Linked DNA regions of Homo sapiens: region 1 is linked to region 2. A link is an interaction called in ENCODE POLR2A ChIA-PET data of the cell type or tissue named here. Cell type or tissue: GM12878. All regions are shown on one strand. Links, peaks and the distances in the headings refer to the core of each region. The heading gives the core; the rest is flanking DNA. Region 1 overlaps DMC1 (DNA meiotic recombinase 1). Region 2 overlaps KDELR3 (KDEL endoplasmic reticulum protein retention receptor 3).

Region 1 (4,392 bases), core at 209-4,208, 75 kb after region 2:
GGCACGATCTCGGCTCACCGCAACCTCCGCCTCCCAGTTCAAGCGATTCTCCTGCCTAAGCCTCCTGAGTAGCTGGAAATACAGGCATGTGCCGCCACGCCCGGCTAATTTTGTATTTTTAGTAGAGACAGGGTTTCTCCATGTTGGTCAGGCTGGTCTCGAACTCCTGACCTCAGGTAATCCACCCGCCTCAGCCTCCCAAAGTGCTGGGATTACAGGCGTGAGCCACGGTGCCTAGCCTTCTTCCTTTCATTGGTCAATTTCATACTGCCTCCCTCCCTTGTTGTTTGTTTACATAAAGCTTCTATCACCTCACCCTATGGCAAATGTTCGCTTGAACTCCTAATTTTGAACTTATAATGATCTTTCTCAGGCTGTATCCTCAAAATCCGTGTGTGTGTAACATTGCTGACAACTCATCGTCTTGAAACTTTCCTTTTGCTTGACTTTTACAACCAGATTTCCTTCTACTTCCTCTGTCTCTGGGTTTCTCATTTTAGTCCTCTTCCTAAATATAAACATACCTCAAAGTTATGTTCTCAATTCTCCTCTCTTCTCTCTCTATAAGTTCTCTTTCCCCCTTGGTTAATTCGTCCATATTTCTGGGCCTACCCCTTTCTCAAGCTGAATTCAATATTTCCCAGTGCCATCTGGATATCCTCATGTACATCATATTCAATACATTAAAATGATGGCTGGGTGCAATGGCTCATGCCTGTAATCCCAGTCCTTTGGGAGGCCAAGGCAGGCAGATCGCTTGAGCCCAGGAGTTGGAGATCAGCCTGGGCAACGTGGTGAAACCTGGTCTCTACAAAAGATAAAAAAAATTAGCCAGGCGTGGTGGTATGTGCCTGTAGTTCCAGCTACTCAGAAGGCTGAAGTGGGAGGATCACTTGACCCTGGGAGTTCGAGTCTGCAGTGAGTGTAATTGGGCCACTGCACTCCAGCCTGGGCAACAGAGCAAGAACCTGTCTCAAAAGAAGAAAAAAATTAGGCCAGGCGTGATGGCTCACGCCTATAATTCCAACACTTTGGGAGGCTGAGGTGGGTGGATCACTTGAGGTCAGGAGTTCAAAACCAGCCTGGCCAACATGGCGAAACCCCATCTGTATTAAAAATACAAAAATTAGCCAGGTGTGGTGGTGTACATTTGTAAACTTAGCTACTTGGGAAGCTGAGGTTGCAGTGAGTTGAGACTGCACCACTGCATTCCAGCCTGGGTGATGGAGAAAGACACTGTCTCAAAAAAAAAAAAGTAAAATTAGTACATTAAAATGAAACATCACCTTTTCTCTTTTTCTCTGAAGCATGATCTTTCCAGTTCTATTGTTAGCATCACATAACTATTCTCCTAGTATCTAGACAAAAAACCTGAGCGGTTTCTCAAACCTGTCTTTCCTTTGTCTACCAAATATAGCCATCAAGTCCTATCAATTTTCCTAATACTTCTTTTCCTTTTCTTTTTATTCTTACCAGTTCCAACCTAGATCAAGTTCTCATTACTTGCCTAGAATATTGCTAAAGTATCCAGTTTACACCCACTATCTTGTTTCAAAGCCTTTCATGTCTAAGATCCCAATCATCTTTCTAGCCCATATCCTGGAATACCTTACACTTTAATTAAACTGCAATTCGTTGTGTTACCCAAACAGGTTCTGCCTGTTTTCCTTATTAACTTTCACCCTCTTCATACCGTTCCCTTCATTTGGGACCATGACTTTCAGTGAGTCAATAATCTTTCAGCCAGGCGCAGTCGCTCACCCCTGTAATCCTAGCACTGTGGGAGGCTGAGGCAGGTGGATCACCTGAGGTCAGGAGTTCCAGAACAGCCTGGTCAACATGTCAAAACCCTGTCTCTACTAAAAATACAAAAAAATTAGCCAGGTGTGGTGGCACACACCTGTAATCCCAGCTACTCGGTAGGCTGAGGCAGGAGAATTGATTGAACCCAAGAGATGGAGGTTGCAGTGAGCCGAGATTGCCCCACTGGACTCCAGCCTGGGCAACAGGGAGATTCCGTCTCAAAAAAAAAAAAATCTTTTTTCTAACTATTAAGCAACATCTTTAGAGAAGTAAGAGGATTAAAAATGATGATATAATTTCCTCTCATGTATTTGTTTTGTCTCATAAACCCATATGAAGAAGTGAAACCTCATTAAATACAAAGTGATTGGAGAACTTAAACAGTAATTGTTTTCCCTTTGGTTTGTCTCATTACTACTGGTTTATGGAATGACTACAAAGATTGTATATCTCAGACAAACTCTTCAGTGGTAACATTCCTATATCACACTATTATGTTAGCAACTTTAAATAAAAAGGTTACAAAGTATTTTCTGTATCAATGAAGATAATCTTTCCTCCTGGGTAGCCACCAGCTCCTGGAAGTTGAGCTGTCACTAGGAAGCAATTAAAAATTTATATTAATAGGAGTGAATAAACTTTGTACACATGACTATATAAATACACATGGAATCTGCTGTTGCAACTCTTTAGTACATTTTGCAAAGAGTCATGATCCTTTCGTTTCTAAACAACATGTTATATTTTCATATTACTTAACCAGTGTGAAATTATAAGTATTCTGCCAGCATAGTTGTTATTCAACAAATAATTTCACTATCTTTCACAATGGAAGATATTCGTGAAAGTTAGTTCTCCCAAAGAATGGAAATAAAATTTAAATATTACTAATTTTCTTTCTTTTTCTTTTCTTTTCTTTTTTTTTTTTTTTTGAGACGAGTCTAGCTCTGTCGTCAGGTTGGAGTGCAGTGGCGCAATCTCAGCTCACTGCAATCTCCGCCTCCCGGGTTCAAGCAATTCTTCTGCCTCAGCCTCCCAAGTAGCTGGGACTACAGGCAGGCACTGCCACACCCAGCTAATTTTTATACTTTTAGTAGAGATGGGGTTTCACCATGTTGGCCAGGATGGTCTTGATCTCCTGACCTCGTGATCTGCCCACCTCGGCCTCCCAAAGTGCTGGGATTACAGGCTTGAGCCACCGCGCCCAACCTACTAACTTTCTTTCTACAAGAAATAGTCACAAATATGGCCGGGCATGGTGGCTCATGCCTGTAATCCCAGCACTTTGGGAGGCCAAGGTGGGTGGATCATTTGAGGTCAAGGGTTCAAGACCAGCATGACCAACATGGTAAAACCCTGTCTCTACTAAAAATACAAAAATTAGCTGGGTGTGGTGGTGCATGCCTGTAATCCCAGCTACTCTGGAGGCTGAGGCAGGAGAATTGCTTGAACCTGGGAGGCGGAGGTTGCAGTGAGCTGAGATCGTGCCACTGCAGTCCAGCCTGGGTGATAGATCAAGACTCCATCTCAAAAAAAAAAAAAAAAAAAGAAAGAAAGAAAGAAAGAAAGAAAAAAGAAAAAAAAGAAAGAAATAGTCACAAATAGGCCGAGTGGGCGGATCATGAGGTCAGGAGTTTGAGACCAGCCTCATCAACATGGTGAAACCCCATCTCTACTGAAAATACAAAAAACAAAAATTAGCCGGGCATGGTCGTGAGTGCCTGTAATCCCAGCTACTCAGGAGACTGAGGCAGGAGAATCGCTTGAACCTGGGAGGCGGAGGTTGCAGTGAGCTGAGATCGCGCCACTGCACTCTAACCTGGGTGACACAGCGAGACTCCGTCTCAAAAAAAAAAAGTCACAAATATAATTTATGCTATATAACTAATATGTTACCTTTAAATTAATGTATGTCAAATTTTAAAAATGCATTTACTTTTTTTTTCGAGACAGGTCTCACTTTGTCGCCCAGGCTGGAGTACAGTGGCACGATCTCGGCCCACGGCAACCTCTGCCTCCCGGGTTCAAGTGATTCTCTGACCTCAGCCTCCCCAGTAGCTGGGATTACAGGCATGTTCAACCAGGCCCAGCTAACTTTTGTATTTTTTAGTAGAGACAGGGTTTCACCATGTTTACCAGGCTGGTCTCAAACTCCTGACTTCAGGAGATCCTCCTGCCTTGGCCTCCCAAAGTGCTGGGATTACAGGTGTGAGCCACCACGCTAGACTGCAATTACTTTTTATGTAGTAGTAGTTAACACTAAGGAGCTACTTTATACCAGGTACATACATTATTTCATTTACTTTTCAAAACAATCCTAACATTTGGCACTGTCATTATTTCAATTTTATTGGTGGGGGAAATTAGAGAAGTAGAGCAACTTGCCCAAGGTCACACAGCTACTAACGATAGAACCAGGATTGAAGTCCGGCATTTTGATTCCAGAACTCCTTTCTTTTTTTTTTTTTTTTTTTTTTTGAGACGAGTCTTGCTCTGTTGCCCAGGCTGGAGTGCAGTGGCGCGATATCGGCTCACTGCAAGCTCCGCCTCCCGGGTTCACGCCATTCTCCTGCCTCAGCCTCCCCAGCA
Region 2 (4,392 bases), core at 90-4,089:
CGGCCTCCCAAAGTGTTGGATTACAGGCATGAGCCACCGCCCCCGGCCCAAATACGATGTTAACACTAGATATAGCTGGATATGTGGGATTCTCTGTACTGTCTTTACAACTCTGTTGTAAATCTAACATTCTTTCAAAATAAAAAGTTAAAAAAAGAAAGAGACCAAAGTGGGTCAAGAAACAGCATTTAGACTGGGCGCGGTGGCTCACGCCTATAATCCCAACACTGAGAGAATGAGGTAGGAGGATCACTTGGGCCCAGGAGTTTGAGACCAGGCTGGGCGACATAGTGAAACTCTGTCTCTACAAAAATAATAATAATAATAATTAATAATAAAATTTGCCAGTCTGATGGTTTGTGTCTGTAGTTACCAGCTACTCGGGAGGCTGAGATAGGAGAATTGTTTGAGTCCAGGAGATAGAGGCTGCAGTGAGCTATGATTGCACCACTGCACCCCAGCCTGGGAGACAGAGTAAGACCCTTTCTCTAAAAAGAAAAAAATAAAAAAGAAAGAAACATCATGGAGAGTATGAACCCTTTTTTGTCAACTCAGTGCATCCATGTGCATCATATGTGTACACATAGGTGTCATGTGTGTACATGTTCACAAAGATATGGAAGGATGAACACTAGGGGTTTGGAATATTTTTATCTTTGCATCTTTGTATATTGTTTGATTTTTGTTTTGCAAAGAGTAAATATAGGCATAACTTTTGTAACTAGAAAAAAGGCTTTTTGGCTGGGCGTGGTGGGTCATGCCTGTAATCCCAGCACTTTGGGAGGCCAAGGCGGGCAGATCACTTGAAGTCAGAAGTTTGAGACCAGCCATGACCAACCTGGCGAAACTCCGTCTCTACTAAAAATTCAAAAATTAGCCAGGCGTGGTGGCAGGCACCTGTAATCCCAGCTACTTCGGAGGCTGAGGCAGGAGAATCACTTGAACCCAGGAGGCAGAGGTTGTGGTGAGCCGAGATCACGCCACTGCACTCCAGCCTGGGCAACAGAGTGAGACTCCATCTCAAAAAAAGAAAAAAGAAAAAAGAAAAAAGGCTTTTTAAATCTTACAGTTTGAAAAATAAAATAGAATGCTCCCCTGGCCCTGAACCTTCCTCTGCCTGCTCTGGTCTCCCTGGTGAATCAACACCTTGTAAAGTCAGTGAGTTGTTCCTCCTAAGACTGAGCTTTGGGGACTGTCAGTGGAACTCTGGGGGTGGAGTGAAGAGAAGCCTCAACAACCCCCACCAAGCCCGACTCACACCACCCCCGACATCCTCCCCAGAGCAAGAGCCCAGGCAGGCACACGCAGGGGGACTGGGAACTCGGTGTTCGTGTCTTTATTTGGAGACTGGGAGACAGATTACAGTTTAATGAGAGGAACGACGACTCAAGTGATCCGATGGGAAGGGTGAGTTTCCTGGCCCTTAGGGAGCGACAGTGCCCTGGACAGGAGGTCTTTGAGTGGGAGTGGACACTCTAGAGGCCTCCCCAGCTCCAGGCTGTGCACCTCTTGAGGGTGGGCAGGCTTGGGAGTCTGTGTCCTCATTGTCTCCTGTCTACCCTTGGCCACAGGCATCTCTGGGAAGAGCCAGATCCTGTTTGCTCTCGTCTTCACCACCAGGTACCTGGACCTGTTCACCAACTTCATCTCCATCTACAACACAGTAATGAAGGTGAGGGGCTGGGTGATGATGGTTGGGGGAAGCCACCAAGCCCCCACAAACTGTGAGGTAGCCTGCTTGGAAACTCATTCTGTGGAGCCAGGCCGACCTGGGTTTGAATCCTGACTTTGCTGCTTAGTGGCTGCAAGACCTCATCTTGGGCCTCTTTGTATGTCAGTGTCCTCGTGCAAAAATGAGGACAGGGCTGGGCACTGTGGCTCATGCCTGTAATCCCAGCAATTTGGGAGGCCGAGTCGGGCGGATGGAGACCATCCTGGCTAACAAGGTGAAACCCTGTCTCTACTAAAAATACAAAAAATTAGCCGGGCGTGGTGGCTCATGCCTGCAGTCCCAGCTACTCAGGAGGCTGAGGCAGGAGAGTTGCTTGAACTTGGGAGGCGGAGGTTGCAGTGAGCCGAGATCGCGCCACTGCACTCCACCCTGGGTGACAGAGTGAGACTCTGTCTCAAAAAAAAAAAAAAAAAAAAAAAAAAGACAGTACCATTACTTAGCTCAGAGGGTTTGGTTGGGAACATTAAATGAGATAATAAATGTAAATGTAAAAAACCCTGCCATATATTAAACATTCAATAAAGGGTCACACCTGTAATCCCAGCACTTTGGGAGGCCAAGGCGAGAGGACCGCTTGAGCTCAGGAGTCTGAGACCAGCCTGGGCAATGCAGTGAGACTCCGCCTCTACATAAAATTTAAGAAATTTAGCTGGGCGTAGTGGTGCTCATCTGTGGTCCCAGCTACTCAGGAGGCTGAGGTGGGACAATCACCTGATCTTGGTAGATCAAGGCTGCAGTGAGCCATGATCATGCCACTGTACTCCAGTCTGGGCAACAGAGTGAGATCCCGTCTCAAGAAAAAAAAAATTATTTAGGTGATAGAGAAGGATTAGAGAGCTACTTCAGGGAGTGTGGTCAGGGCATCTTCAAAGAGATGACATGTAAGCTGACAGCTTAGTGACAACAAGGAACCAGCCATGTAAAGATCAAAGGACACACCTTCTTTCTGTTTTTTTAAGACGGAGTCTCACTGTTTTCTGTTGCCCAGGCTGGAGTGCAGCAGCGCAATCTCAGCTCACTGCAGCCTCCACCTCCTGGTTTCAAGCCGGGAGCTTGCCTTGTGCCTCAGCCTCCCAAGTAGCTGGGACTACAGGCATGTGCCACCATGTCCAGCTAATTTTTGTATTTTTAGGAGAGACAGGGTTTCTCCATGTTGGCCAGGCTGGTCTCACGCTCCTGACCTCAAGTGGTCCACCCACCTCGACCTCCCAAAGTGCTGGGATTATGGGTGTGAGCCACCATGCCCAGCCAAGATGTAGATTTTAGTTGGACACATTATCTAATAGGAATCTTATTTCTTGTGCAGTGGTGCGATCATGGCTCACTGCCTCAACTTCCCGGGCTGAAGGGGTCCTCCCACCTCAGACTCCTGAGTAGCTGGGACTACAGGCACGCACCACCATGCCTGGCTAATTTTTTTGTATTTTTAATAGAGACAAGATTTCACCATGTTGCCCAGGCTGGTCTCAAACCCCTGGGCTCAAGTGATCTGCCTGTGTCAGTCTCCCGAAGTTCTGGAATTACCATGATCAGCTAGGAGTCTTTTTTTTTTTTGAGACGGAGTCTCGCTCTGTCGCCCAGGCTGGAGTGCAGTGGGGCAATCTCGGCTCACTGCAAGCTCCGCCTCCCGGGTTCACGCCATTCTCCTGCCTCAGCCTCCCGAGTAGCTGGGACTACAGGCGCCTGCCACTGCGCCCAGCTAAGTTTTGTATTTTTAGTAGAGACAGGGTTTCACCTTATTAGCCAGGATGGTCTCGATCTCCTGACCTTGTTATCTGCCCGCCTCGGCCTCCCGAAGTGCTGGGATTACAGGTGTGAGCCATTGCGCCCGGCCAGGAGTCTTCTTTTTTGTTGTTGTTGAAATGGAGTCTTGCACTGTGGCTCAGGCTGGGGTGCAGTGGTGCAATCTCGGCTCACTGCAACCTCTGCCTCCTGGATTCAAGCAATTCTCCTACCTCAGCCTCCAGAGTAGCTGGGATTACAGGCACCCACCACCACGCCCGGCTACTTTTTGTATTTTTTGATAGAGACGGGGTTTCACTATGTTGGCCAGGCTGGTCTCAAACTCCTGACCTCGTGATCTGCCCACCTTGGCCCCCCAAAGTGTTGGAATTACAGGCGTGAGCCACCACACCTGGCCCCCCCTTTTTTTTTTTTTTTTGAGACAGAGTGGAGTGCAGTGGCACGATCTTGGCTCACTGCAGTCTCTGCTCCCGGGTTCAAGTTATTTATTTATTTATTGTTTAGACAGAATCTAGCTCTGTCGCCCAGGGTGGAGTGCAGTGGCGCGATCTCGGCTCATTGCAACCTCCACCTCCCAAGTTCAAGAGATTCTGCCTCAGCCTCCCGAGTAGCTGGGATTACAGATGTGTGCCACCATGCCTGGCTAACTTTTTTTTTTTTTTTTTTGTATTTTTAATAAAGACGGGGTTTCACCATGTTAGCCAGGATGGTCTCCTGACCTCGTGATCTGCCCACCTCGGCCTCCCAAAGTGTTGGGATTACAGGCATTAGCCACCATGCCCAGTCTTTTTTATTTTGAGACAGTCTCCCTCTGTTGCCCAGGCTGGAGTGCAGTGGTGTGATCTCGGCTCATTGCAACCTCCGCCTCCCAGGTTCAAGCGAATTCTCCTGCCTCAGCCTCCTGAGTAGCTGGGATT

What was found. Peaks named below come from ENCODE experiments on the same cell type or tissue, not always from the same donor. Only the 100,000 strongest peaks of a DNase experiment are listed, where the experiment ranks them.
Region 1: POLR2A ChIA-PET joins it to region 2 with 5 read pairs; 6 of 35 experiments call an interaction of 5 or more read pairs at or near these places.

Annotation. Positions count from the first base shown.
Region 1 is chr22:38,547,599-38,551,990 of GRCh38, forward strand. It overlaps DMC1 (DNA meiotic recombinase 1), which reads right to left. Exons shown (of 14, transcript NM_007068.4): 8 at 2,327-2,399. Among named protein-coding and RNA genes, the nearest start is that of DMC1, 20 kb to the right of the region's middle. In GM12878, for the core only: no CTCF peak of the experiment used is centred there; a DNase peak (open chromatin) is centred at 2,236.
Region 2 is chr22:38,472,952-38,477,343 of GRCh38, forward strand. KDELR3 (KDEL endoplasmic reticulum protein retention receptor 3) reads left to right here. Exons shown (of 5, transcript NM_006855.4): 2 at 1,572-1,672. Among named protein-coding and RNA genes, the nearest start is that of KDELR3, 7.1 kb to the left of the region's middle. In GM12878, for the core only: no CTCF peak of the experiment used is centred there; no DNase peak of the experiment used is centred there.